Linked DNA regions of Mus musculus: region 1 is linked to region 2. The links are chromatin loops, found by intact Hi-C in ENCODE. Cell type or tissue: heart. All regions are shown on one strand. Each heading gives the region's core, and the rest is flanking DNA. Links, peaks and the distances in the headings are about the cores only.

What was found. A loop is a pair of places that touch in the nucleus more often than their neighbours do. Peaks named below come from ENCODE experiments on the same cell type or tissue, not always from the same donor. Only the 100,000 strongest peaks of a DNase experiment are listed, where the experiment ranks them.
Region 1: a loop joins it to region 2, with 2.6 times the contacts of the local background. A loop is called at or near these places in 1 of 42 quality-filtered maps.

The regions. Positions count from the first base shown.
Region 1 is chr14:76,648,857-76,664,321 of GRCm38, reverse strand. All of the region lies in intron 2 of 1700105F02Rik (a long non-coding RNA gene), which reads left to right. Among named protein-coding and RNA genes, the nearest start is that of 1700108F19Rik, 21 kb to the left of the region's middle. In heart, for the core only: a CTCF peak has its summit at 6,011; DNase peaks (open chromatin) are centred at 5,921 and 6,671; H3K27ac peaks cover 2,043 bases.
Region 2 is chr14:76,869,091-76,884,555 of GRCm38, reverse strand. No RefSeq gene overlaps it. Among named protein-coding and RNA genes, the nearest start is that of Gm30365, 39 kb to the right of the region's middle. In heart, for the core only: a CTCF peak has its summit at 8,362 (motif pointing right); no DNase peak of the experiment used is centred there; H3K27ac peaks cover 2,352 bases.

The DNA.
Region 1 (15,465 bases), core at 2,798-10,797, 220 kb after region 2:
GGATACTTAAATGAATGAGTAGGTGATGAAACAAATGAATACAAGGAAAGAAGGAAGGAAGGAAGGAAAGGAGGGAGGGAGGGAGGGAGGGAGGGAGGGAGGGAGGGAGGAAGGAAGGAAGGAAGGAAGGAAGGAAGGAAGGAAGGAAGGAAGGAAGGAAGGAAGGCAGGCTTAAAAGAAAATGGCCCCCATTGGCCTATAGGAAGTGACACACTATTAGGAGGTGTGGCCTTGGGGTAGGTGTGGCTTTGTTGGAGGAGGTTCTTTCTATAGGAAGGGTTTTCGGGTCTCAGAAGCTCAAACCAAGTTCACTTCCTGCTGCCTGCCAACTTGGATGTAGGACTCTCAGCTCCTTCTCTAGCACCATCTGTCTGCATGCCACCATGCTTCCTGCCATGACGACAATGGACTGCACCCCTGAAACTGTAAGCCAGTCCCAATGAAACATTTTCCCTTATCAGAGATGCCATGGTCATGGTGTCTCTTCAAAGCAATGGAACTCTAAGACAGAGGGTTGATCAGAAACCCCAAATCCAAAGAAAAATATTGATTAGAAATACAATGTAGTGTTGGTATACTAAGGGAAAGGGTGGTCAGCAGCCAACCTGATGATTTGAATGGAGCAATTTGCTTGCTGAAGGCAGCCATTCTGATTGAAGAAAACAGTCAAGCTGCAGGTCCCTTGGGAAGAAATGGGTTAGTCTCAGGACTTGTGTTCCCTCAGCCATCAGCTGCTCTTCCCTCCCTCCCTCCCTCCCTCCCTCCCTCCCTCCCTCCCTCCCTTCCTCTCTTCCTTCATTTCTTCTATCTACCCATCTATCTACTTACTCACCTACTCATTCATTTGGGTATCATATTAAAACTCAGAAAGCATCGGTGTCTCTGTGCCAGCCCTCTGCTACCTGCATTGAGAACACACTCAAAATATGATCTTCAATCCCACAGCAGTGCTCCAGAAAACCCCAATACGTACACTAAAGCCCATGTGCGTATGCATGTACGTCTATATTTTAATGCCATTAGGTCGCATCCACTAAACCCTCACCTGTGGCGATCTTTGTGAGGCATTTACCTATAAACAAACACTAAGCTCAGTCTAATACCCACACAGGAATTGCCCAACAATGTAATAATGCTCTCCAAATCCCTAGTCAAATTTCATGTAAATGAAGCAAACCAGGTGAGGCCAGATCCTCTGTCACATCCGCCCTGCCAGAACGCTCTGGTTGGATGTCCTGCTCTGGTCGGATGGAAAGTACATTATTGACATTCCACCCCGCCACACCCCATCGCTGTTTTCCCCTTACCTCCACCAGGTCAGATTATTTGCTTTAGTTACAGGGTAATGCGGGAGGAATGTGATATACTGGCTAGTTACTAAAAGCCTGTTGTTGAAATAAAATTCAGATTAATCAAAATATGCTAAGAGGAGATTTGTTTGGTATTGCTGAAATGAGCCGAGGATTTTCCAGAAATCCCCTTTCACGTTAGCACTCGTGCAGACTCACCTTTAAAAATAAAAACAAATGGGCTGAGAGTGTGGCCCGGTTTCAGGAGTGCTTGCTTAGCATAGGCAATGCCCCAGGTTTGATTCTACCACTGCCTTAAGCTGGGAGCAGTAATGCATACCTGTAATCCTAGCACTTGGGAAGTGGGGACCAGAGGACCAGAAGGTCAAGAGAACCCTTAGCTTTATAGTAAGTTTGAGACCTGCTTGGGACACATGAGACTATCTCTACAAAAAAAATGCATATAATAAAAATAAAAGCACTTTGCCTATTAATAAGCACAAAGGACTCTTCATCTGCCACCTGGCACCACTCCTAGCCCATAGGTTGTGAGGCAAAAGGGAATGGCTACATGCAAGAACACTAGCTCACTCTTCCATTCCTCTCACGAGCTATGTGATCTTGGGGGGATTATCAGTGGGAAGACACAAGAGATACATTTCCCGTGCCTGGCTCAGGGGGATCACAGTCCCCCTTCACACCCGACCACCCTCACTTCTAAAAATTGGCTTTAATTTTCCTCTTGTGTCCCACGCAGTGCCAACTCTTCAAGTCCCTAGAGTCATAGGGTGGATACTAGAAAGTGTAATGTCCTCAGAGCCCACCCCTTCCCCTGTTGGAAATTGTATTTCTAAATAAATTCTGTTAACAATGAAAGGGTAAACTTTTGAAGTCCAAGAAATGTCACATTTATATATTTTCATCAATCAACTCCAAGCAATGGTTTTAACCTCCAATTTTCAGTGTCTACAGGGGCCCCCTGACTACAGGGCCATGCTGAGAACTCAGGGGGTCTCAAGGCCCAAGCAGCTGATATCTCCCATGCAGAGCTTTGAGTGGAGGAATTTGACAATCACTGAAGCCAAGAGCCCTGATTCCCTGGGATTCTGGCTCCCTGGGAGTTCTACACAAATATGTCTAAGTTTTGTTAATCAGCATCCAACCGAACCTCTGATGCACCACCACCCTACAAGGGTAGGATTTCCTCGGGGCTGGTTTCTGTTGATGTTGTCACTGTGGCCAAAAAAAAAAATCAGGCCCCTTGAGGTCATTGTATAGCAAGGAGGAGGCACACAAAGGGTTACTGTAATAAGTGGACCCCCAATTTCTACCAGCATTACAGGCTTAAGATTACCCCTGCCTCTGCCAGGCGGTGGTGGCGCACACCTTTAATCCCAGCCCTTGGGAGGCAGAGGCAGGCGGATTTCTGAGTTCAAGGCCAGCCTGGTCTACAGAGTGAGTTCCAGGACAGACAGGACTACACAGAGAAACCCTGTCTCAAGAAAACCAACAACAACCCCCCCCCCCAAAAAAAAAAAAAGATTACCCCTGACTCTCAGCTTCCACCAGACACCCTACAGCCGTTCTCTCTTTCCTCCCCTGGGAGTTCATAGCCCATAGCATCTTGAAGAGAGAAACAGAAACAGAGTAGTCCTTCTGATGAGTGAGAATCTCAAACTGGTTTGACATTTTATTTTCCTGGTGGCTGAGGATATTGAACACCTTTTAAGCATTTGTAGTTCTTCTGTTGAGAACTCCAGTCAAATTTTGTAGCCCACTTTGGACTGAGCATTCTGTTTTCTTGGTGTTTAGTTTAGTGTGTATTCTGGTTACTAACCATGTATCAGATTGATAACTGAGCAAAGGCTTCTCCCCCAGTCTGTGGGCTGCCTCTTTACTTGACTGTCCACACCCTTTGCTGTACAAAGGCCTTTTAATTCCACTCTCTTTGGGCTACTCCTTGATTCCATAGCAATGGGGGTCCTATTCAGAAAGTCCTGCTTTATGCCTAGATCTTAATTGCGTACTTCCTAGTAATTCTCCAGTAGTTTCAGATTTTCAGGTCTTAACTCTTACCCGTCCTTTAACAAGCATTGCTCTCAGTACATGGCTCAGAACTTAACTTTGAACTGACTATCTATGAAACCTTACCATGAATTTAAGAATGACACGAATTCCCTGTGCCCAACCTAGGTCCAGATACACCAGAAGAATGTCTGTTTGCCCCCCAAAGGTGGGATTTCAGCAGAGGTTCTTCTTAATGTCTCCATCCCGTCCTCACAGAAACTGCAGAAAATCACACACACACACACACACACACACACACACACACACACACACACACACCAGACTTACTGCTTAGCAAGCGTGGAAGACACAACTCTAGTGTCAACCCCACACTCCAACATGCATATATATATTCAAGATTTGGTGGCCTGAGCATGAAATGGGACAACACAGAGCATACATAGGCATTAAGGTACCTAAAGAGGTCCATTCTCTCCTTGTCTACTAGAATCAGGACACAAGTTCATAGACATGAATAAACTTGAAACCATATCCAAGTGTGCTACCTCTTCGAGCCTCAGAATGGCTCTGAGAAATAGGGCTGACAGTTTCCTTTGAGGTGAGCATTCCCAACAGGCTAAATAGTCACCTTGCTCAAAGTCAACCAGAAAGAATGTGAGAACCCACACAGGAAGCGGTTTGCCCAGCTCCTGGGTACAGTGGCTCCTTTACAGTAATGGTGCCTCTGGGCAGAAACATCCTAAGTGGAAAAAGTACTCATAACTAATGTATTCCTTGACTCCTACCCAAATCAAGAAAGAAAGCAGTGTTATCATGTCAGTGGAACAAAAGGTCAAATTGATGCTTTGCCCAAAGTCACATAAACCCTGCCTGGGTGAATTCTTAAACGGGTGATCCGTTCCTACCCTAACCCGATGTCTGTCTTTCTATGAGGCTTGTACCTTCTCTGTTGTCGTTTACCTGCCCCAAACATCATCCCACAGAAATGTTGCTTAGCACTGAATACATATCTGCTATGTGCTGGGCACAGCTTCTTTCCAACATAAAAGTGGGTGAGACACGTCTGTAATGGGGCCCAGGCACTAGAGAGGAAAGCAAGCTTCTTAACGAATGCCATGCTGAACGCAGCTCACGCTGGATACAGGAGGGCGCCGGGGCTTTGGAAAGATTCACTCTACCTGCCTAGGAGGGGGTGCTGGGAATCCTGTGTGGCTTCCACAAGGGATACTGAAGCTGTCCATAGAGTTTACAGTACACAGATGTAAATTTCTGCACCAGGCAAAAGCTCAGAGGACAACAACACTCTCGCCTTCTGCAGTTTTTCCAGTGAAAATTACAAATGTACCAGCGGCGAACGAGAAGGCTCAGCCACGCCACTGACTTTCTCTGTCCTTCACACCTTAATTGAATTTGTCCTGAGTCATCTCTACAACCCTTGGTGATTTTTGGAACCACAACAGGTAACAGTCCTCGGCAACCAAGTTGTTTATCTAAAGCTATCCCGGAATCTGTGCCACGGCTGCCAAGGAATCCTGCGCAAGGAAGATGAAAAAAAGCCAAATTTAGTAGCAGATGACAGGCCTGAGGTCCGAGCGCTTCTGAGAAGCTTGAGAAACACCCCCTCTCCTGTTTATTCAAAATCTAAATCTCCTTGACCTATAAGAAGCTGCTGCAGTGCATGCGCAACGTGGACTGGCTGTTTCCTGTGGCTTTAAGGAGTGTAGACCTGACTGCCTTGCAGCAGCCCTGGGGAACGCCAAGCTGCTCGGGGTTGTGTAAATGACTGGGATCATCATTTTCCTGAATCAGGCTCCCACAAAAACAACACAGTGATGAAAGAGAGCAACTGGACACGTTGGCATGGTATCCAGCCCTGGGGATTCTTACACAGGTGGCCTGCCACGTAAGGACCCAAACCAGACAGACAGAAGGTCTGGGACCACGACCACAGAAACGCTTTTCTGACGTGTTTTCTTTTTTTTTTTTTCTTTCCATTTTTTATTAGGTATTTAGCGCATTTACATTTCCAATGCTATACCAAAAGTCCCCCATACCCACCCACCCCCACTCCCCTACCCGCCCACTCCCCCTTTTTGGCCCTGGCGTTCCCCTGTTCTGGGGCATATAAAGTTTGACGTGTTTTCTTAACAGGACACCACAGTCCAAGAGACAGGGGGAGGTGACACAAGGAGAATGACAGGATTTTTTTCCCTCACTCAGGAAGACCGACCAGAAAGCCGCCCCTAGTCTGTGACCTCCAAAGATGTAGAAGAGTATTTCAGGTAGCGAGGCTAGTAAGCTTGCCATCCACCTATGGGCTAGCATCCACTGAAGAATGCTCTGTATTCTGAGGTTTTAAAAATCACGTGCTCAGAGATATCCCCTGCCAGCCTTCACTCCTGACCTCTAGAAGGGACCACTGCCCTGTTCTCACCGTCTTACTGGCCTTCCAAAAGCATTGCCCACGCAGACCAGACCAGTTATCTAATTTCCTTCTGCTCAGCCCCCAGGAGCTATTTTGGGCTTGGTCTGTGTGTGTCCTCCACTTTCCTGCCAGGACTGACTCAGCCCCTCTCCTCTCCTGGGACTCTTTTCTTTAAAAAAAAAAAAAAAAAAAAAAAACAAAAAAACCTTTGAAAGATGCTGCATGCTTCCTCTAGGGCAGCACGTGGTGCCTGACTCAACTTGGCGTGCTGCCAGGAAGTTTCAAGTACCACCCTGCAGGCCAGCAGAAGGGGTAGGGAGGGAAGGCAGCGCCACAGCATCAGCATCTATAGTTCAAGCCCCTCTCTTGCTTACCTACCTACCGCAGCTCTGTTGTGAGACCTGTGAGGGTCTACATGCAGCAGGCCGAGTGTCTACATGCAGCAGGCCGAGTGTCTAAGCCTTGGCTTTCCCTTTTCTCCACCCATAATGCACCTGCCTTTGTCTAATTCCTGCTGGTCTCATCTTGATCCCCAGCACAGCCTAAACACTCTTCTCTGGTTCTCCAACCCACCCAACAGAACTGACCCTCCTTACTTGTCTGTCTCCCATCTCATCTCCTCCTGCTACACTGTCTCTATATGGCTAACTCAACCCTGTGCTTTGAGGGCTCCCGCATCCCATATGCTTTTTATATATAGAATTTGATTTGATTGTGTTATCCAAGTAAAGTGTTAAGAGGGCAAGATAAAAGAAGAGGAGGGGGGTTGAAGAAGAGGGACTTAAAAGCCTTTGGTTAGTGGAAATTGAGAAGCCCCTCCAAATTACCATGCCTGACTTTGTGAATTAGCATCAGGCTGATGATGAATCAGCTCGAAACAATGGCTGCATCTCTAACCTCTGCTGCCTAGAAAAAGCCGCCCAAGGCCAGCAGCTCCCTGGGCCAAGTAGGTAAAATCAGTGTGAGGATGGGAGCCAGATATTAAACAGCAGGGAGTGATGGTGTCATGGAAACACAGTGTAGACAGCCTCGCCCAGCAAAACACTCAAATTCAAATTTAAACACACTCAGAGCCAGCGTAAAGCTCGGGTCAGAGTCAAACAGCTAGATCTGCCAACACGGTGCTCTGCATTGTCAGTAGAAAGGCTCCGGTTCCCCTTTTCTACATTTGACATGTTAAATGGAGTGCAGTTATAGAGCATAGATAGATAGAGCATCATTCTGACTACGTTGAGCTACAATCCATCATGTTTCTGTGGATGAAGATATCACAGTCTCCAGTTCTAAATGTGAGGAATGCCACAGAGGTGTATTTTTGGTGAACAAAGAGGCTATGGGATCAACATCTGAGGCTTGGAACCTCACTGGGGAGGCAAGAGAAAACTCCCAGCACAAGCAGATTGTTATCTTACCATATCTCAAAGTCACAATTATCCCACCTCTCTCAACACTTCAGCCCAGCCAAAATGCCTACAGGTGATGCGTCCCCCGCCCCCACCTCTTAGACCACGGTCTGAACACATCACCTTTACCAGGCTTTCTCTGTCAGCCTTGTCTCTTCTTTTTCTACTCCATCCCAAATGCTACCTGAGGACTGTGTGCTTCCCAGGGCAGTGCTTGCCCACCCTAGATTGCAACTGTGATATGTATTGGCACCAGAGTGGCAAAAGCAGGACCGAATCTGATTCATCAAAAGCTGCCTGGTTCGACACACATGCTCATTTGTTGGCATTGCATAAATAAACAAAGGAAAGGAAGGAAGGAAGGAAGGAAGGAAGGAAGGAAGGAAGGAAGGAAGGAGGGAAGGAGGGAAGGAGGGAAGGAGGGAAGGAGGGAAGGAAGGAAGAGAAGAAGCAGCAGCAAGATTTCAGGTAAACTGCTGGCCAGGCCTCCTCAGGTCACATCACACATAGTCTTCTCAAAGGGCAGAGACAAACTTTCAGTCAGAAATTCTCAAGCCTGAGTGTTTTATGCACATTTAATCTGCACAATAACCTCCATAATGTAAATTCTGCCATATTTGTTTTCTCTCTCTCTCTCTCTCTCTCTCTCTCTCCTCTCCTCCCCTCCCCTCCCCTCTCCTCTCCTTTCCCTGTGTGTCTCTCTCTTGCTCTCTCTCCCTGCCTTCCTCCCACTTTCCTTCCCTCCCTCTATTCCTTCCTTGCTGTCTTCTTCCCTTTCTTTCTTTTTTGAGCCAGGGTCTATGTGTGCCAGGCTAGCCTCTAACTCGCTGTGTAGCCAGTGATGACTTGGAACTCCCAATACTCCTGCCTTCACCTCCCAAGTGGGATTACAGACATGCACTGCCACACCCAGTTTCTGCAGTGCTAATGATTGAACCCAGGGCTTCCTGCATACTAGGCAAGCATCTTCCGAAACACACACACACACACACACACACACACACACACACACACACACACACACCAGGATCCAAGACATGGAATCAGTTTCCTGACAATCCACAGCTAGTAAGTAGCTGAATCCTCAGCTCCAACCAGTGTCCCTAGACTGTAATACCTCTTTCTACCACCCAAAGATAGGCAATGGTTGGGACCTCCCAACCATTAGTGAGTGGTCACCCCCTGGATCAGACTCTGGCTTATAGCCATTCAGATTAGAAGTTGGCCTTCCTCTTTCAGTGGAAGCTTGTGTTCACCAGACTAAAGTCTGTGATCACCAAAGTTTCTTCACATTCACCTGCCATCTCAGATGAATATCCCTGGTCACCTGTTGTCATCAGCACATTATACTATCATTGAAAAACAACCCCAAGCTACATCTTAAATCCATTTGGAGTTGCTTGGTAATATAAGTACAAGGAGGAGGGAGAGAGAGACTGAGAAAGCCAAGTCATGCACAACCAACTCCTAAAATACCCTATCTTGTAAAAGTGTAATCATGACACACATTAGTAGAGAGAACAAGTCGGAGAAACTTCTCTGGCACTTGTACTGTACAAAATTATTGATTGATCTTATTCTCAAAGTCACGTAGCATTAAGTGACAAGGAGTTTATCACAGTGTGAGTCAACCATTCCCTATCCAGTTTCTATTTTAGCATTGCAGCCTAAAATGACGCAAAATAACCACGCCATTCCGAAATTAATCTCAAATCAAATTTTCATCCAGGAAAGGAGGGGTAATTATAAGCTCACACCCTAAACATCTACCAGTCTTCACGACATCAGCTCAAGTTTTATGAAACCCTGAGATTGCCGCATGGCAAGGGCCCAGGCTACTCACACTAGCTAAAGCATGCACTGAGCCCTTTCCACCAAAACACATGAAGAAAGCGACCAGACCTTTCCAGACCCCAGGAGCTGCCCAGTAATACAGGAGAATAAACACAGGCTTCCATGTGGTTGAACCTGCAGGCAGTGCTTAGAGAATACAGTTCCAGGCATGGCTCTGTTGCTTAAAACTCTACTGAGCTAGAGAAGAGTGTTATGTCTACTATCAGAGAGCAGACTTGTAAAGAGACAGGCAACACCCAGGACCAACCCCAGGGGCCAAGAAATGTACAAGAAGCACATGAACTATAGCCATCAGATTCCCTATCAACTGCCCATTGATAGAAACAAAAGAAAACCCTTTGAATGAGGGAAATAGCCATATATAGGGGGTAAGCCACAATCCCAGAAAGAGCCTGTCTTCAAATGAAACATTAATCTTTCTGGTTTTGCCTTTCAAAGACCCCTCCCCACGCCCCACTCCCAAATGCTCCATTAGTTTTCTCCCTCTCTTTTTCTCTCCTGTGACCTCACGGTCCTTTTGAAGTTCAGGGACACCAGGTTGCTGCCTGTTCTGTGGCTGCTATTAAAGTGACACGGAGCTAAGTGACAGAAGCTAGCTGTGGTTGGTCACAGACTACATGACTGGCTCTCTATGCTGCACTGTCATTCTTGTCCCATTGGATACTCCATGTGTTTGGGGTGCTTGTTTGTTTGTCTTTACATTTTGTTTCTGGAGGCTTCTCTTAGAATTTCATCACACTCGACAACTGCGTCACATTCAGTCCATGTTAAAAAAACAAAAAACAAAAAAAGAAAAAAAAACATCAAATCAGTCTTACGTCTAGAAACAGTCTTCATCTCTGCCTAAGTGTTCTTTTTCTTTAGCATTTTTCCTACTTATTCATAGAATTCCCATCCCCGCACTTACATTTCCCAATAAAGCCGCTTCCCTGAGGGCAGACCTAGCTCAGAAGAGCAGAAGGCACTGGCTTCCTCAGTGTGGTTTCCTCCTTCCTTCTGAGCAAAGCATGAAGAGAATGCCCCCTACTATTCATCAAGAATGTAGTTGGGCCCCTGGGGTTAAACACATTATCCTCCTATGGAGTCCCTCTGAAAATATTTTGAGTCATGTGTGTGTCATGAATGTTTGTATAAACATACACGTGTGTACATGTATGTATGTATACGGATGCATGTATAGGCCAAAGGCTGACACTGGGTCTTTCCCTCAATTGCCCTCTGTCGCTTTTAAAGAGTCTTTCACTGAACCTGGACCTCATCGGTTCAGTTTGGCCAGCTGGCCAGTGCCCTCTGGAGTCCCCTGTTTCAGTGCTTATAGCCCTGGGCTTACAATAACACACCATATCTAGCTTTAACAAAGGTGGTCCTCACAGTTGCATAGCAAGCACTTCACTGCTGACTAAACTATGTCTCTATTCCCTACCTCCTAGGCTAGAAGGGTTTGTGTGTGTGTTTGTTTGTTTGTTTGGTGGTAGTGGTGGTGGTGGTGATCTATGGAGAAGCATAGTAAGGGTTTTAGTTAGCTAGGTATTTTGTAAAGAACGGGTCTCATTCTGTAGTTCCAGACTATCCTGGAACTCATGAGTAACGCAGGGCAGCCTCAACCTCACAGAAACCCTCCTGCCTCAGCCTCTCATGTGTAAAGTCATAGAAGATTGAGTTGATTGGGGCTGACCTTCTGACAGCTTTGGGTGCCTCCTCTTCACTTTTCCTTAGGCCGCGCCGCTGTCCCAGTGTAGGACAGTCTGTGTAGATGTACGTGTCTTTCCTGATGAGACCAGAAGGTCATGGAGGACAAATCATCTATTTTTTTTTATTACATTGGAGCAGTTGATACCCTTGGAGGATATCTGCTAACTGAACAAGTATCAAGAGAGCATCCTGCCTCCATGACACAGGTCACAGTGGGCGAGCCAGAAAATAGCTCCCGCTTCCCATATCCTGAAAAGATGCATGGCTTTCCCCAAGAAAGTGTCTGGGCTCCCAAACTTCTACCCCAAGTTAGACTCATTTCCTTTTTTTTAAAAAAAATAATATTTTGAAATCTTCATACAATTTATTCTGGTTAAACTCACCCTCTCCCCCAATTCCTCCAAGTTCCGCCCTCCCTTCCTACCCATGCAATTTGTAATCTCTAAAAAAAAAACCGAAAAAACAAAAAACCACTAAATCCAATCAGCACTTCTATATACTCTTGGATGTGTGACCATCCATTAGAGTATGGTCAACCTACCAGAGACCACACCTTTAAAGAAAATGGACTCCCCTTGTGCCTGGTAGCTATCAATTGCCAATGGCTTCTCAGCTGGGGGTGAGCCTTCACGCTGACCTCCCACCAGCCTTGGCTCACACAGGGCAGGTGCACGCCCTTATCACTGCTGAGAGATGACGCAACTGCCTGCAGGGTCTGGAAAATCCGGTTTCCTTGCCTCTCTGACTATTATATTGCTTCTTCCCCCCTCTGCCACAATGATCCCTGAGCCTTAGGAAGAGATGATAACAACCCAGAGATTATCTATTATATTATTGAGAGTGATATGTGATTTAAAGACAAGCACGACGTCATCCATTAATCTCTGCAACTTGACCCAGTGCTGAGTCTGTGCTAATGTTTCTCTGATGAGGGCCAAGAAATGCAACTAAAATCTCCGGGTATAATGGTAAGTCACTGCAAGTCAGTTGAATAACATATCCATTTAGTAGATTAATAGTGGGTGGTTCTCCCCCTAGAGCCTATGACCTGTGCAGTCATGGGTTTCAACATGCCTGCTCCTCAGCAAGTGAATTCCTGTTCAAAGAACCCCCTCCCTGACTCAGGCAAGATCTCCATGGCAACAAGTGTGGCAAGGACTGCAACAGCGGACAAAAGGATGGCTGTGACAGCGAGCAGATGTGCAGAGCAAGTCTAGGGGACACAGATAAAAACAGAAAACAGGGGGTGACTGAGGGATTCCTGGTGTCACCATCTTGTCCTGGTTACTTTGTGTTGATGGACACACACCTAAATATATCTGGGCAAGAAAGAATCTCAAGTTAGGAATTACCTCTACAGATTGACCTGCGGGCAGGTCTGTGGGTTTTTTCTTTGTTAATAATTGATGTGGGAAGGCCCAGCACACTGTGGGTAGTGCCACCCCTGGGCAGGTGGTCCTGGGGTAGACCAGAAAGCAGGCTGAGAAAGGCAGTAAGCAGTATCCCTACATGGTCTTTGCTTCAGTTCCTACTTAGAGGTTCCTTACCTGAATGTCCTCAATAACGCAGCGATCAGGACATGTAAACCAAATAAACCTCCTCCTCCCCAACTTGCTTTTGGTCATGGACTTCATCGCACGAACAGAAAGCCAACCGAGATGCCATTTGAGCAGAACGATACTTGAGCATAAAATAAAACTAAGCATTATGCTGATATCACAGGTATTGATTTCTATACTTGAGACAAGCTGATCCTAAGGGACAAGGATGTGGAGAGCAGAAGATGGTCAGACGCATGTGGGAGAAGAGGCTCCGTGGCTGGCCTGACAATGACTCCATGAATATAAGCAAGAAACTACTATTCCTATTTACAGATTTCTGTGAATCTACGTTGAAAGCCAAAGGTGGAAAATCCTCAATGCAAGTCCAGTCATTCCCAATAAGTCATTTCACTTGTACCTGTAGTTGGAATTGAAGATCCCCAGGTCTACTTACAGATCGATCATGCCTCAGTCTCATCTAGGGAGATCTTTAACAAACTCAACAAACATACCAACACAAATGCAGGCACATCCTCTACATGCTGACGGCTCGAGTCCAACTTGAAGGACATTAGACACACATACTCAGGTTCTATGGAAACATTTCAAAGTTCACAAAGCCACATGCAGTGAATAACTAACTCCGTACGTCTTTGTGCTGAAGCTGACTCTGAACGTACTGTTGTGTACAATGCTGTCTTTTCCGAGTGTGTCTTGCCTACGCTACCCTGTCCGTGAAGTGACTCAATTCTCCCACTTCTTTCCTCAATTTAATTTGCTGCACCGCCTCCATTCCTACCAAGCTTCATGGTGTCATCAGCCCTTCCTGGGTGTGAACACGATCATAAATGTGGGTGCTGTGATTGTGCCTTGTAGTGCTGCTAAACTGATCATCTGCTTGTTGTGAAGGAGAGGCTACTATAAGATTACAACACTTTGCAGAGAGCTAGTGGGTCCTGGTTTGAGACACCTTCAATTAGGTCAGCCACCTACCCTGGTAGCATCCTCCTATCTGTCCAATTTCTCGTGGTTTGTTCTGAAGGAGAAACAAAGCTGTCACTGCCAGAAATCACGCGGCTCCTAGACCACCAGTCTTAGCTACGTAGGGGAAGGCACTTTTACAGCAAACTTCCCTCTATGCATCATGATGGAGGGATTCTTAGGAAGCCCAAAGTCAACAGATGACTTAACTCTGCTTCCAGCAAACCTTCCCCAGACCTTGCTCTGGTGACCACCACACTTGGCTGTCTCCAAGAGTCTTACAACTTGTAGACTGGTGTGAATGTGCTTAGTGTTATCGCCTATTTGAAAAGTGAATGACACACACACACACATATATACATTTACACACACACACACACACACACACATATATACATAATAACTGAAGACAGGCCAATTCTAAAATGATTTACTAATGAATGCTTTTTCTTACTTAGTATCTTAAGACTCTTGGAGACAGCCAAGTGTGGTGGTTTGTTGTTATAAGTTAAGTTGCTATGAACTTAGGCATATTTAATGGCTTCTCTCTGAATTGTTTGGGTTCTATGTTCTGAAGATTTGCTAAATCCCTGCTTGAGCCTGTAGAAAAATTGCCTCTAGGATTTGGTGGCACTTATTTCCTGCCCCCACCCCCACCCCCAGTGTATAATTTCATACTCCTTCTGTTCCAGGCATGGGTACAAAGCTGCACAAGGGGAAGATTTGAATGGACTTCACTAAGAAAGCCCCTTAGGAAGCCAAACAGTGCTTGACTCGCTCCAGTGGAGAAGAGCTGAGTTAAGGTCATTCTTAGCCATTGGTGTGGGTCCTTATGGCAGCATGCAGTCATGCAGCATACCCTTTGGTGGGCCCTGCTTCTTCCTCACCAGCTCCCCTCTTATCTGCTTTACAAATGCTAAGCTGTGCCTCTTGTGACGGATAAAGGCCACCCAAAATTAGTTGATATTGTGGGTGGAGCCTGTCATTCTCACGTGACCTCTTCCCTGTGAGTGACACACTGATGTTCTTACAGAGGAGTGTTAAACATGCCACTATCTAACAGCTGCCCAAACTGATATACACCGAAACACATACATACATGCACACATGCATGTGCATGCACCCCACAGAGTAGAGTCTATAGTCTGTTGACCTCCTGAGAACCATTCTCCCCAAGTTAGGGCTATACAGAACCTCCTTTTGTCATGACTGCACTTCCTACTGCTTAGAGAAAATAACTCTCCCTGGTCACATTTGTTTCTCCCAGTGGCTTCTTGACAAAAAGAACTGAGTGGCTCTACTCCCAACATGGCAGCAAGTGTGTTTTCAGAAAAGGCAGAACCTTGGAGCCATCTTCCCTTTTACCATCCTTCCATCTTCCTCAGCTACCCAATAAAAGCCTGGCTTTTCCAAGCACTAGAGTCCCTTCTGTGCAGTCCTGGCACCAGCTGAAGAGCTCATGAGAGGCTGGAGGGTAGAGATGATAGAATCAGCTCTTTAAAGATGGTATGGTGATTTATATATACCCGGCCCAGGGAGTGGCACTATTAGAAGGTGTAGCCCTGCTGAATTAGGTGTATCACTGTGGGTGCCACTTTAAGACCCTCATCCTAGCTGTCTGGAAGCCAGTATTCTGCTAGAAGCTTTCAGGTGAAGATGTAGAACTCTCAGCTCCAGCTGGACCATGCCTGCCTGGATGCCGCCATACTTGTCTTGATGATAATGGACTGAACCTCTCTACACCTGTAAGCCAGCTCCAATTAAATGTTGTCCTTATAAGAGTTGCCTTGGTCATGGCATCTGTTCACAGCAGTAAAACCCTAACTAAGACAGATGGCAAAGATCTCAGCGAGTGCTCTTCCTCCTGGACAAGGGAACAAGGGAACAAGGGCTGGAGCAAGCAGCTCAGGGCAGACAGACTGGATTCTCAGAGAGTGGTTCTTTCCTCCACTTCCTTTGCCTATGTGTGCAGTCAGTGTGAAGAGTAACCCTGGGTTATGAGAATGGTTTTCAAATGATAAAATGCTTCAAGTGAGATGCATCATTGCTTGTTTGAAACCCAGCTTAACAGAAATAACTTTCTTCTCTGAAACATTGCTCACAATTCTCAGGCCTGCCAGGTATGATTAGGTTTAACAGATGGTTAAGCCCAGCCACTAGCTCCATTCTGCCTGGCCTACAATATGTCCAGAATCAGAAGGCTGCTCAATCAAAGAACTCTGGAGTCCCAAAGCCAGGCTTGTATCTGCCTC
Region 2 (15,465 bases), core at 5,016-13,015:
ATTGTACTTTTCTTTCTGTCCCTCTGTCACAACATAAAACTAAGAATATTGTCCAGAGTGCCTTAATTCTCCTGTCTCCTATTAGGGTTGCCACTGCCTCAACCCTGACAAATAAGGTCACATTTTGTACCCAAGACACCATAATGATATATTGAAAGACTAGGATTTGACCCAAAAATCTACATTGAATTCCAGCAGTTCTGGTGACAAGAAGGCCAAGACAGATTTTCATTTGCATGACCCAGAGCCAACTCCTGCAATTCTGTGGTGTTTTCATTCTAAGCAAAGCACAGACAGTCGCCACTGGGTGACCATTGCTCTGCTTTGGGTCATCTGTCCCTATTGATAAGTACCAATGCCATGAAATTGTGAACTGACTCAATGATATGGCCGTTGTTGCCCTGTGTCAGGCAATGGGTTTTCTGTACATGGAATCATTTCACATTCTCTAAATACTACTAAATTAACTCCAGAAGTTTAAGGATTAGGCCATGGCTTTATTATCTCTAGTTCTTAGCTGTCACCCTGAGGAACAGAACACCTATGAAATGTGTCAATCATAATGGGGCTTATGAACATTCAGAAAGGATGAAAATAACTCCTGTTAGGTCCCATGGGCTTGGAGGTTCAGGCATATTATCTGGCCTTTAGGTATTGTTCTTGTGGAATGTATACCCTTTATTGTGGGCAGTGGATGGAGCCAGGAGTGCATGGATGACCTTTCTTAAATATCCTTAGCAGTGAACATTTATCCATTCTATGTGGTATGGGATGCTGGCCAGAAGTCGGTGTTATCGCTACGACACGAGCTGGGGTTGATTTTTCTGGTTTCTTCACCCGCAAGGACGAATTTACAAGAGAAATGCTCACAGCCTCTCAGAGCTTTAGTGCTAGATGTTCACAGAATCTACTACGTCTTGCATTTGGCTGCTGTGGGAAAAGATACCTGAGACAGCACTGGGGGGAGGCTAGCAGGAGGGCCAGACTTGTCACACTTATTCAGCAGATTAAAGAGCCTGAGAGGTCTTATCAGTATCAGCCAAAAGGTATGACTCAGCCAAGGGGAATGAACAGTGAAAAAAATAATAAAAAAAACCAGATTCACTTTATAGAGCAAGCATTCTCTGCCTTCAGAGAACACTGGGCACCTTTTTACCCCATCCCCCTGTGGCAAAATACTTTTCTCATCTACAGAACACTATGTGGCTCCATTTACCTAAAGCCTGTTACACGGTTGCTTCGTCAAAGAATGCCCATCTCTGGTTTTCTTTTCCTTTCCTTTCTTTCTTTTTCTAGTAAAGCCATGTAGGGGATATGGAGTGTAACACCTGAAATAATAGGATTTTTACAGGAAATAATGTAAATGAAGCCTTTCGCCCTTAATGACCCATGATAAAATGCTCTTGTTACCCGAGCTCCAGCAGCAACTCAAGCAGGTTGCCATGGTAACGTCCAGCTGCTCCTTGGCTCTTTGCTTAATGATCAGTGTGATGTCAGGCTCTCAAGATAACCAGAGGCTCAGACAAATCTTAACAGCGGCCACAACAGTCCACTGGGGACTTCAGTTGTGTCTGACTGAGGGCTCCTGTGTCCAGGTCTAATTAAAACATACTCAGACCTAGACTGCAAGTGCCCGAGGCAGAGAATCAGGTCACCTTTCCAAGTTCCCTATTCACTTGCTTTGCTCCACATGATTGCCCAGTTGGAAAGACGCCAGAGCCTGGCAGCCACAGCACATCACTATGCCCAGTGCTTCAAACACACCTGCTAGCCAGCTCTCCCTGGCATGGGGAGATCATACCAAAGAAGGTGACCTTTGGTCCCCTCTTCCTGTGTTCCTTGCATGACTCTTTCAGCCGTGGTGAAGCCTGGAATTCTTACCATGAAGCACAAGTTGATTTAGGGAGCAAACCAGGGACGGAGGAACTAGAACATTCACTTAGAATATACTTTTCTTCTTCATTTCTTCTTTTCAGCCCCTCTTGAGATAGTTTAAAAAGCATTCACTATCTGTAGGCCATTACTAAAAACACAGAGAGTACGGTTGAGTAAGGCTTTGTCCCTCTTCTCTAGGAGCCAGATGAGATCAGGTAGACGTGTATAAGCTGGGGTTTGAGACATCTTCCTTAAAGGATACCAGCAAGGCTGTCTAGAGAAGAGAGATTAGACTTTGAGGGAATTAGTAACATGGTGGGAGGGAGAGAGGGAGAGAGGGAGAGAGGGAGAGAGGGAGAAAGAGACAATGTGATACAGTTTGGAAGCATGATCTTGTATGTTTAGAAGGCTGCAATGCAGACTAGCTGGAGTTTTCTCTAGCTATCTTGTGAGAAGACAAGAGAGGAAGGCTGGGGCCAGAGTGAATTTTTTGTTTTGTTTTGAGGGCCAATGAGAGATACCTAAGGCTCTTAAGTGGGGAAAGGAAATGGTGGTTGATATTTAAGAAAATTACTATCCTTACGGGTAAGACCATGAACAGAGACAACAGGAGATGCGGGGCCATTAGAGTCACAGAGGGAGTCTGACCATAGAGACTACCTATAGGTTTATGTCCAGCATATGCATGTACATGTGTGTACTCCTGTGTCTCTGTGTATTTCTCTGTGTGTGTCTCTGTGTATGTATATGTGTGTGTATGTGTGTTTGTGTGTATGTGTGTGCATATGTGTCTGTGTGTGTATATGTGTGTGTCTATGTACATGTGTGTCTCTCTGTGTGTATGTGTGTGTCTGTGTACATGTGTGTGTATATATATGTGTGTGTATATGTCTGTGTCTGTGTGTGTCTCTGTGTATGTATATGTGTGTATGTGTGTTTGTGTGTGTGTGTGCATATGTGTTTGTGTGTGTATATGTGTATGTCTATATACATGTGTGTCTCTATGTGTATATGTGTATGTCTGGGTATATGTGTGTGTGTGTATATGTGTGTTTGTGTGTGTATATGTGTATGTCTATATACATGTGTGTCTCTATGTGTATATGTGTATGTCTGGGTATATGTGTGTGTGTGTATATGTGTGTTTGTGTGTATTGTATATATGTGTGTGTGTATGTGTGTACATTGTGTGTGTGTTTCTTGAAAAGGAATCAATCTTCTAGTGCCAGGCCCATCCATCCATACAAGAATGGACATATGATCTCAACCCATACCATATAGTTCCCTACTCCTGGTTCTCGTGTGATAGGTCCAGATGAGCATCTATGCAGTCAGCACCATGTTTCTCTGATGAAATTCAGAGACAGTCAGATAAATCCAGATTTTTTTTTTTCAAAAATGGAAGGTTTTGCTTTTCAATTTTCGGAGGCAACCTTCCTTTCTAAGTGGAGAGGGCTGTCTGATTACTAAGCCAATGCACAGAGGAAAAGGAGAGGTAGGGAACAAAGCTTTACTAATGCTGCTTGGGCCATTGCCTTGTAAAGCACAGAACCCGCTGTTTGAAGCCATGCACCAGAAGGTTTCGCATCCCTTCTGCCTGGCAAGTATGAGTTAGCTTTTGACTTGTGCTGGGCTTCCTGACTCATAAACCAGAAATTCTGACGGAAGCCTGAGCTGAGTCAGGAGAGGATGCAGAAAAAACTACTCAGGAATCAGACAGAAAGATGCAATGGTGTGGGTGAGGAATTTCAGCTTTACTGATGCCCAGGCACCTGATTTAATACAGCAATGATTCCACTTGAGAAGATGTTGAATATGTTTGGAGAGTGTTTCAAAAAATATTCTGGGGTGGTGGTGGGGAGCTGGAGAGACGGCTCAAGGGTTAAAAGTGCTTGCTACTCTTATAGAGGACCTGGGTTCTGTTCTCAGTATCTACTACTGCATTTCCCTCCACTTGTAGAGGAGCCACCAGCATCTTCTGACCTCTGAGGACACTGTTTGCATGTGGTGCACATCAGACTAGCACCCACCCCTCCCTACCCCCAACACATTAAAAGAAAAATGGAGTGTGATATTTGAGAAAAGCCTTAGTCCATAGTCAAGGCTGATCTGGGATTCATTCATATAGAATGTACTAGCCATTCAGACAGGCTCCCAACTGTAATTCCCACTCAGCCCTTGAATGTTGGGATCACAAGCGTGTACCACCATATTCAACATACTATTTAAAAATTATTGACTTTAAGTCAGTAATGGAATATCCAGTTGGGATTCTCAAGCAACAATTAATATTTCCTATAATTCACTTCCTGAAACACATACAACATGCAGAAAGCATCTTAAGGACAGTCATGCTCTGTGTCGTCTCTGACTTATCTGATACTCTAATTCCTCTATTGAACATTTATTAAGTGCTTGATGGTACGATATGCTGTCTAGAATGAAAATATGATATGTATTCAGAGTTTGAATGTTCCTGAAGGTCTACTCCAGCTCCATCGGTTGAGCAAGAAGAGTCAATAGACTCTAGGCCAACTGGGGTTGCAGAGGTTGGACTTACCAGCTGTTTCGTAGCTTTATTTCTGTTGTTGAGATAAAATGCCCTGTTTTTTGTTTTAAACAAAAAACAAACAAACAAAACCATCAACAACTTAGAGGAGAAGAAGCTGATGTTAACTTGTAATTCTGAGGAAGTCAAAAAGGCAGGAACTTGAAGCAGCTAGTCACATCACACCCTCAGTCAAGACCAGAGGGGAATGAGTGTGTAAAAGCCTAGTAGAACTCAGCTCTCTCTGGTCTTGACTATAGACGAATGAAGTCCTTCCTAGGGAGTGGTGCTGCCCACAGAGGTCTGGGTCTTCCTACATCATTGAAATTGTAATCAAGGTAATTCTCCCACAGACAGACAGCCCACAGGCCTCCCTGATCTGATTGATCATACATTTGGGTTAAGTTGACAATTGACCATCACATTTCCCTTGGCCAAACTCTTTCTGCTTTGCTCAGTTGATTAGTAAAAATCTTTTTTCCTACAGTAGTCTCAATTTTATTTGTATCAGCTATCCTGTGGCATGTTGAATTCCCCCTATGCCCCCCTACCCCTTGCCCCACTGGCCTTAATTTGAGTTATCAGACCCTTTAAGAACATAGTCACCCTTTCTAAAACCTTTCCTGTATCCAAATAAGACATTTGTATATTTCTTTCATCTCCCTGCTTCCCAATCTAAAGATGACAATAATAGCCTTTTGCAATGTGACTCATGAATGTGGGGTTTTGTTCTTTTAAAGTACTACTTAGTGTGAAAAATCATCAATAATGTGTATGTCTTTTGTTCCCTCCTTGATCTGATAGCTCCATGTGACAGAGGTCTGTTTGCCCATCATTTATCCCCCAAATCAGTGTCTGAAATGAAGTAAGCCTCCAATAGACATTTGCTGGTGAAAGTGGCTGGGTCCTAGCCCCCGCTCTTCTCACTGGTTACTTACAAATGTGTCTATGGCTTGAATAATATAAAGTGACCAACAGAGGAAGCAATACTTCAATTAGTAAAGCCATCACTGGATATAAGGTTGGTTGCTAATTAGTTCTGGATTCATGCGAAGGTTTTCTCTTCCCATTGCTGTGACAAAATATCTAACAGAGGAACCTTAGAGAAGGAAGGTTTTATTGTAAATTATGGTCTAAAGATACCCAGGGTCAAGGGGCTGGGGATTTAAGTGGCTGGTTATGTTGTATCTGCAGCTAGGAAGCTGAGAATGATGCAGACTGGTACCCAACTGGCTTTCCCCTTTATCAACAGCCCAGCCCAGTGCTAGTGAAATGGTGCACGTCTCCATTCCAGCTGAGTCTTTCTAACTCAGTTAAACCAGAAATGCCTTCATAAGCATGCTCAGAGGTTTGTCTCACTCCTCATTTTAAAATCCTTTATGTTTGCAATCAAGATTAATCATTCTACATTCATAAGTCTGCATAATGTACCCCTAAAATTTCAGAGGTATTTTAAACTATAACACATTATAACCCCCTCTATTGATTACCCCAAACTACTACATCTTTCAAATGAAATCACTGCTTACCCAGGGGATGTGTATATGTGTGTATGTATCTATATCTATAGATACAGATACTCATTCATTCTTAGAGCTGGTAAATTTGGCTCAATAAATGTGCACATTATTTTCTGCTTGCGTTCATGCTGCCCAACCTTTTGTTAGTCCCGTGTCTATCACCAGCATAATCACTGGGCCCTGGCACTAAAGGTCAAACACCCTATGTCACCAGCTGTGACCCACAGTCCCATCTTGTTGCTGAGCAGATTTCTAAGGAATGATTTTGATGTTTTATTTATTAAAACTGGAAACAGGGACAGGATAAGCTATTGTTTGGGTTCCTATCTCTCAGTGCCTGTGTTTGGCTTTCACTCATTTGTAATTCTTCATCTCTCAAGTGTTATGCTTTATTATTTAGGAATATTTTAATTACTATCTTATCAACTTCAATAAAACAAAAGTTTATCCAATATTGAGAAATGCCTAGTGGCTTCAGGCCACTCTAATTAAAGATCAAAGCATATCACTTATGGGCCAAATACTGCTTGAGATCCCTTGTGGACACTCAACAACAACAACAACAACAAAGAAAAAACAAGAAACAAGAAACTAAACAACACAATTTTTTTGGTTTTTTTTTTGGTTTTTTGTTTTTTGTTTTTTTTTTTTTTTTTTTTTTGGAGTCAACTAAGAAAATGCATTGGCTTTTCATATTGCCATGTGGCTGAGAATCTGGGGGAGGGCATGGGGGTGAGGGAAATGCTGTAGAGAAACCACTACAAAGCATAGAGGCTATAATTTTAAAGTCTATTTTTGACCAACAGAAATTTTCATGTTGTTTAGAAAAGCATCCCATATCAAGGTAGTCAAAATATCCCATTGATTATTATAATCAGCAATGTTAAACATGGAGTTCACACCCCCTCTTTAAGCCTAGGTTATTTCTGACCGAATGTGCACTTGAGCTATGGCCAAGAGGATGCTAAGTGAAGGAGTCAGGAAGCAGGGATGGAATTTCCGGGGCCCCATTGAAGTGTAGCAGCTATATCACCACTTTTTTTTTTTTACTATCCATGAGTAATGATTCTGGAATTTGACGATGTACCTTCATCAAATTTCAATGTCTCTGTAAAATCAAAGGGCATATGGCAGTGGACCAAACCAAGAGCTCCGAGTTATTCTTAACACAAACAGCATGTCCTTTGCCCTGTAGTGTTTTCAGCCAAACTCATGCTGCATACACAATACTCACAGAATATACGGGATAGTTAGCAGCCATGAGGTTGCCTGCATGAACTAGCTGTCTCTGCTTTATGAGTTTGGGAAGGAGATGGGAATTCAGGTTTGGTTACCCATGGGACATTTCACCAAGCTTACTCAAGCTCACTTGAGAAGGGCTAACCCTTTCCCCAAACTGGTAACAGGTTGGATATTACATATCACACAATAATAAATTTGATAAAAAGGTGGGTGTGCACAGGGATAATTTTCTCATAAAGAGATCCTTCAGAATTGTAGAATGCTCACTGAACATGTCCAAGGTCCTAAATCTAATGAGAGGGGGGCGAGAGGGGGAGAGAGAGAGAGAGAGAGAGAGAGAGAGAGAGAGAGAGAGAGAGAGAGAGAGAGAGAGATTGACTTTACAGTAGTTTAAGGAATACTAATGTGCTCAATTTTTTTCTCCTCTTAATGCAAAATATTCTCTCCCCTTGTTCTTGTCTTTCCTTCCCACCCACCCCCATATTACTTAGAAAAGCATCTGTAGTCAGGGGTGCAATGTCATTAGACCCCCTACTAAAGTGAGTGAAAGTCACCCTTTTTGTAGCTCTAATGTTGGAACCCTTTTCTCCCTTGATTTTCTGTGTTTGTGTGTGTTGGTGTTAAGGTGTATGAAGACTGAATGTGTGCAGGGTTATATGGGGGAGCCAGAGGGCAGTCTGGAGAGTCTGCTACCCAGGTGCCATCCACCTTTACATAATACAAGGGGTTTTATTTGTTTTGTTTTGTTTTGTTTTGTTTTTGATATAGGGTGCCTTCCTGGCCTAGAAGGCACCAAGCATGCTAGGTTGGCTGATCATCGAGCCTCTGGGAGCCACTTGTCTCTCTTCCCCCACACTAGTAGGCATCTAAGCCACTATGCTGAGCTATTTTTTTTAACGGGTTTTAGGTATTAAAGTCAGGGCCCTCTTTGTAAGGCAAGCATTTTACTGACTGTTCTGTTAACCCAGACAAGAGGCTGTCGATTCCATAACCGGTCATAGTCTTCCTAGGAACCGAATGGACCGGTTATTCCCTAGAGTAGGACATTTGATTGTGTGCCTTCCTGGGCACCGTTTGATGAATAACACCCCCTAAACACTTGCTGATAGACGCACTTACAGGTCCCATAAAGGAAAAACTACGTGTCTATTATTTAATCCCCATCCCTTCCTCATTTGTCCACCAGATGGCAGAACAGGGGCCAGGATAGAAGCTAAAATATTTTTGATTTGCTAATGTAGTAAGTATGAAGTTACATTAAAAGCAGGAAATAAGCACCTAAATGTAAACCTATGACTTAATGTCCATTATATTGGCAGCATGAAAATATATTGCAAAAAAACCAAGATGGTGGAAAACTTAGGTACTAAGTAAGTTAAAAGTTCAACAATGAATTGAAGGGCCTGGATATACTGTTACTCTTGTGCAATGGGCAGAGGGGACAGGAAAGTACTTAATGAAGGTTCTTTCCCGAGCCTACTTTTGAACCTGAAACTAGAAATAGAAAATGGTCTCTTTTCTTCATGCTGTGACAGCCCTGGGCCTGGCAAGTGTGACATTCTCTACCTATATGCAAAGTTAATTTTGAAACAAGCCCTTTAAGTTCAACTCAAGGGCAGCTAAAGTATATAAAGAAATATTGAGTTGGGGCTCTGGGGATCATTGCCCAACATAAAGGCGAGTCTGTGTGCTCACAGCTGGTAAATGTTTAACACAGTCCGTGTTATTAAGCATTGCCCAAGTTTATTTAGCAACCTCTTAAACAAACAGGGGTGATGCTTTATTATTCTCATCTAAATGGATTTAAAGTGGAGGGCACAAAGAAGATAGGCTGGCTTGTTGATATTCTCATCGGTGTGTCTTCTTCACATGTGGATATAAAGCTTTGCTCCTGGATTTGCAGAGGTTATCGTCAGAGAGACATGGCCATGAAGCTGTACCTTACAGAGGAAGGGCCAAGTGGAGTGAGATGGTTTTGAGAATATGTATATCAGGCAATAACCCACACGAGAGAAATGGAAAGTGAATTTTATGACAGCGGTTGTAGGACATTTTAATCCTCATCTTGAGGTGCACACCGAGTCATAGCTATTTGCTTAGCCACTCTACTCTCTAAGGCCCTGGCTTTAACCTTTTCTGGTCACCATGGCAACAAGGACACAAATACAAAGGCCATAGCACTCTCCAGCACTGTGAGGAAGAATTTCCCACTGTATACACAGTACGTATAGTTGACCTAAGCATAGCAGGAAGAATGTGGTGTAATTTTAAACACAGTAAATTGAGTCATAAAATGGAAGTGGATGCAGCTAGGAAAATGTTACCAACAAAGGAAGGGAAATAGTGCTGTGTTGCCGTTCCCACTAAAGCCCACAGTGCCCTCCCTCTTCTCCTTGCCTGATATAAGGAGAACCATGAAAACAAAGCATCCAAGCTTTGATTTTGCTTTTTTTTTTTCCCCTTAAGGCCCAGACCTAAAATAAATGATTCATTTCTAGGCCAACCATAAACGAGTGATCTGAGATGCTGATCTTGAAAGCACTTCATCATTTCCAATCACTGGCTGAAACAGGCTCTGCTAAAAATCCTGTGGTTCACTCCGCATTTCCAGAGAAGCAGCCAAGCTCTGGTACGGCTCTGACCTGATTCCTGGACGAGGCTGTCTGAACGAAGCATCTGTAGAAAGAAAGGTTGGAGCTGACTGTGGAAGGAATTATGGAGCCGTCCCTTGTGTTCAGTCCTATGCACTAAATAATACTGGGAGAACTTGAAAAAGGATATGGGGATAACAAGATTCAAGCAGCTTCCCTGGGCAGGAATGAAGAGCCACAGAAGAAATTCAAAGTTTAAAAAGACTAGACAAAAAACCAAAAAAACAAAAAACAAAAACAAAAACAAAAACAAACAAAAAAACAAGAAACAAAACAAAATAACAAGAAAAGCGGCAGCATTCGGGGACTTCTGCCAGACCTGAATTGATTTGTTTCTCAGTTTGACTGATCAGCATGGGACAAGCAGCCATCATTATTGAATCATTTTCTTTGTCTTGGTTTGACTGTTTGCATTTTTTTAGTAGGGGAACTTGGGCGATAGGCAGATACAACGCCACTGTACTTGACGTGAGCTGCCATGCCAACTGAGGGAAGGAACCAGAGCTCCTTTTCCTGCGACTCCCATTTGTCCCTCAGATACCTGCCTGTATTGAGAGCTGTATTGCGAAGCACAGCCCCATCAGTGCTGTTGTAGTTGTGGGTGTTGCGGTTGTGGATGTCATTACTCAGTCCTTCGGTTCTCTGCTGTCTACAATGGGTGTGAGGTTAAATAAATAACGAGTGGTTATATGTATGTCCACCGCCTAACACCTACCATTGCATGGTTCCCAAAGAAATGCCAACAACAGACTTAAAAGTATCAGAGACTCTCATCACTTCTTCAAGGAGGAAGTATAGCTGAGGAGAAAGAATGTCAGGAAACCAAGGAAACAAATTCATGCCCCAGCTGGGCCGCAGCCAGCTGTGAGACTGAGAGCCTCCCAGCTGCTCTGGGGTTCAGTTTTCTCATCTGCAAAATTAGGATGCTGGCCTGAACCATCCCCCGTTTAATACATTTTGTTACTCTACGGGGAATTCAGAGGTCTTTGCTCCCCTGAGGAGGTCAGTTTAACTTCTGACTTTCTCAGATAGCACTGTAGATAGTCTCAAGAAAGGGAAAGACATTTATAATCATATTTTCCAGTTGAGTTTGGGAAATTAGAGTAAAAGCTAATACATTTTGCACAACTATGAACATGGACCTAAAGTGGGGAAGAGAGGAGGCAACTGCTTTGGAGAAATGTCATCTCTGTCCCTGTACTCCCAGTCCAGTTGAACCACTCAGGATGGCTAGGAGCTGAACTATCCATGCAGAAGGCCAGGGCCACTGGAAGGGAGAGGGGGCAATAAAGGGGAAAAAATTGAGGGTCCTTAATAAATATTATTTCTTCAGTAGTAGTCCAATTCCTGTTGTTATGATGAGATACTAAGGCTGCATACAACATGAAGTAAAGATGCTAACTTTTGACTCGTAAGTCTAGAACATTCGCAATGGGTAGTTCCGGGTAGTTCTCTTCCTGACTCTGCTCACACTGTAGTCACAGACTGTTATGAATGGAAGGTTTGCCACTGCCAAGGCGTGGGCATTTTGCCAGCACTGGTTTGGATTTTGGACACTGGCTTCACCACCTAGTTACCTTTCATTCTGCCACCATCGCCAACCTTGTAACATCCACGGTTAAACTGGAATTGTGATAGAAACAAACCACATCCAAACCATAGTAGAAGGGGAGAACAAGCCTCCATTTAGATGATTCAAATCTAACTTCTAAGATTTCTCCAATAAAAAAAAATTGTATGTATGAACGTAGATATACAACACGTGTAGATGAGTATGTATATGTACATGTATATAGATATCATACATTATGCCAGATAGATGTGTGTGTGTTACTCTTACTCCTTCTCCATGAGGTACAGACCTGCCGAAATACCGATTGAGGGTATTCTAGATATTCCTCCATTCTTGCCCTTGCCCTCTGGTCTCCTCGGCACCAGCACGGAAAGCAAGAACAGAGCTTGAGAATTCTAACTAGTCTGGAGAACTGTGAATGCCCACACAATTTTACATTTGCTTCTGTTGCCATGACAAATTTTTCTTTTCAGAAGAAAAGAACATTTCTAAAAGATCAAAATTAAATCCCTTTGAAGACTCAAAGGAGGGTGGCATCTCCGGGAAAGCATTAGAATGAAAAGACACTGTGGCGCTTGTGACATTTACAAATCACCCAGCCCCTCACGATTGTGAAGTTTAAAGTTCAGTTCTCCCCTTTCTTTTTGTGTGTTTCTGTCTCTCCTGCCCAGGCCAACATAGCTCTTAAACTCTTTACTGATGCAACAGAGTCTGGAGTCTTGATGGGATCATTGCTGAGTGATGACGAGCTTTAGTCTGAAGAACAAATTGTCATTTGGCCCAGAGCAAGAAAGCTCCATCCATATGAACAGATACATAGAAGTAACCATGTATATGTGTGGATGGATAGACAGGTAGACTAATCCTCATTTGGGCAATTCCTCTTCTAGCTACCTACACAAGGACTTTTTTTCCCATCTAACTCCAGTTCTTTCTAGATTTTATCATCAGTTTAAACTCCCTTCCTGGAAACTGTTGAAAAATGATAGGTGATAGGTGCTAATCCATGCCCAAAGGAGATGTTGCTTCTTGGCCTGAACAGGCAAGAATCCTTGGATTATTTCAAAAGACCCAGTTAGGGAAAAATAGGCAACTGCCACCACTATCATTAATAACCCCCCACTATACACAGATACCTACACATTAACAGCAAACAATCCGATTCTCTTCTCAGAACTCTTCTATTTTCTATTTGATCTTTCCAACAATGTAAAAGATACTCTTTATGTGGCAGCCTAGAGTCAGTTATCAACAACTGTGAATGAGTTTAACCTGGGCCAGCAATTCCAGTTCTGTAGGTACCTACAGAAGAATGAGAGACAGTGTTTATGTCAGCTTCTGTGTGGGTACGGTCTCTCATTAGGTTAATGACATAAAGTCATCTGAAATCATGGATAGAGAGAGCTATTCTCTTGGTGAAACTCATCAAACCATTTGAATAGCAGGAAGAATACAGTTTGCTTTAATGCAAACTTGAAAAAAAACTTGTGAAGGAGGAGAAGCTATAACAGAGGAATATAATCTATGAGAGGAAGATATGTAAAACACGGGGTTGCCATTCATGGTGATGTAGGAAGTGGACAGAGCGCATACGAAGAGGGTAAGGAAATGTTTTTAAAGTACTTGACTAGGTATGCCTGTTTCCCAGGAGGGTAACTGGTTCTGAAGTCACTATATATGCATATTAGACTTGAGCCATGAGTTAAGTTGATGACAGATGGCAAAAGGCAGGTTTATCGTTGTTGAAACAAAAATCTAGGTAAGGGGAGGAGTCTAAAATAATTGACAGCATAATAAATTAGGATTGGAAAAATGAGAGTTCTTTCCTGCTTGGCTTAATATAAATGATATGGGTATGTATCGAAGAATTAACAGCTATGTGTAAGTATGGGTGGGCACACTCATGCATATTGTCTTGCTCTGACAGCTAAAGAGAGTCCAGAAGCACTGACAACCTAGCACCAAGCAAACCTGATACACAGACTGTGGATCTGTTACTGTCCTTCCACAGAAGAAGGAACATGGGCTCCTAGAGAAATGGCTGCTTCTAAGACTGAGGTAGGAATTATTCAAATGATCTTTCAAAATCTTTGTGTGTGTGTGTGTGTGTGTGTGTGTGTGTGGTGTGTAGTGTTGTGGTGTTTGTATTACGCACATGCACGCACTTGTGTACAGACACATACACACACACACACACACACAGAGAGAGAGAGAGAGAGAGAGAGAGAGAGAGGTTTGAATGGATCTGTGTGCATATGTAGAGGCAAAATACTAATACTAATTATTTTCCTTATTATTTTGAGACAGGGTCTTCATTGAACTTCCTCCTTTGGACTAGGCTGACTAGCCAGAGATACCCTGAGACCTGCCTGTCTCAATCCCTGCCCCTCACTCTAGTATGGTGTTACAGGTACACATGGCCATTCCCAGCCTTTTAGTTTCACATGTACCTATCACACATGTATGTGTTGGATGCATATAGACCAGGGTACGGTTGTGGCAGTCAGGATGACTTGCTGGAGTTGGCTCTTTCCCTTTACTATGTAGGATCCAGGGACTGAACTGAGGTCAGTCACCTGGCTTGGTGGCAAATGCTTTGGCCTACTGAGCCACCTCACTGGCCCCACAGACAGCATCGTTAGTGGGGGTTCTAGGGATCTGGACTCAGACTCTCTTATTTAAACAGCAAGTGGTCTTCCCACCGAGCTTCTTCCATACCCTCTGCAGTAGCTTATGTTACAAAAATGTATGGAAATGGCCTCACATAAAAGACAGAAATTCACTCATCATTAGGCCAGGACATGTGGCAGAACAACTTAAAGGATGAGAGTATGTTGGGCCCATGGTCCAGAGAACATGTGCCATTGTGATGGAGAAGGCAAAGCCACTGGCCTACCCCCTGTCTATGGCCTCAGGAAGCTGCTTCCTCACATTTAAGCAGATCAGGAAGTGGAGAAACAAAAATGCTGCTGCTCAGTGGGCTTTCTCCTTTCTCTCCTTTGTTCACTACAGGGTCCCAGCTTAAAGGATGCTGTTGTCTAAGTTCACTAAGAGTCTTCCCTTCAGTTAATCCTCAAACGTGTCATAGACACATTCGAAGGCAAGCCTTACTAAAATGGCCTAGTGTTTCTTAATCCAACCAGGATGCCAATCAAAATGAAGCACCACAGGGAGGAGTAACTAAGGGACAAGGGAGCCAGATGAAAGAGCATCCGATGCCCAAGGCGGGGAAGAATGTGAACAAAAAATAGAGTAGAATTGGATGGCAATCTAAGAGATAAAATAGTTGTAAGTGGGTCTTAATGAAAAAAGAAGGAAGGATGAAGGGAATAAAGGAAGGAAGGACGGAAGGAAAGAAGGAAGGAAGAAGGAGAGGAGAGGGGAAGGGGGAGGAAAGAGAAGGGGAGGGAAGGGGAGGGGAGGGGAGGGGAGGGGAGGGGAGGGGAGGGGGGAAGAGGAGAGGAGAGGAGAGGAGAGGAGAAAGGAAGGAAAGAAGGAGCAAAATGGCCATATAGAAGAGTTCTAAATAATTGGTGGGCTCTCTACCTTCTGGCTGAACTGAACATAAAGTGCCCCCTTCCCTTACAGGTGGCACTGCTATCTGCACACAGATGGCTTCCTTTAGAAGAGCACAGCATGGGAGCCTAGAACACCTTTGCCACGGAGAACCCCACCTTCATGAAAGCAGTGCCTCAGACAAGTGATCAGAGTTACCAACAGTGACAAGCCATGTTGGCAGCATGAACCCTGAAAGTGCACAGTGAGAAAGGCTCCTTAGCACTATCCTTGCCTCCCACATGCACATCCACAGACAATCAGGAGGACAACATCAGATAGATCTAGGGAAGATGCATCCTACAAAATGCCTCAGGTTGGTCCAGGTTATTCAAGGTGAGGAAATTCAGGGCATTCGTGACAAAATCCCTGACTGGAGCAAGTTAGTAGAGAAGAAATTTATGTCAGCTCACAGGTTTGGAGGGTACATTTGGTCTTTTGAGGCCAAGAAAGCAACGAGGCTGGTGGCAGTCAGTTGGTGGCAGTAAGAGCTTTCAGTGG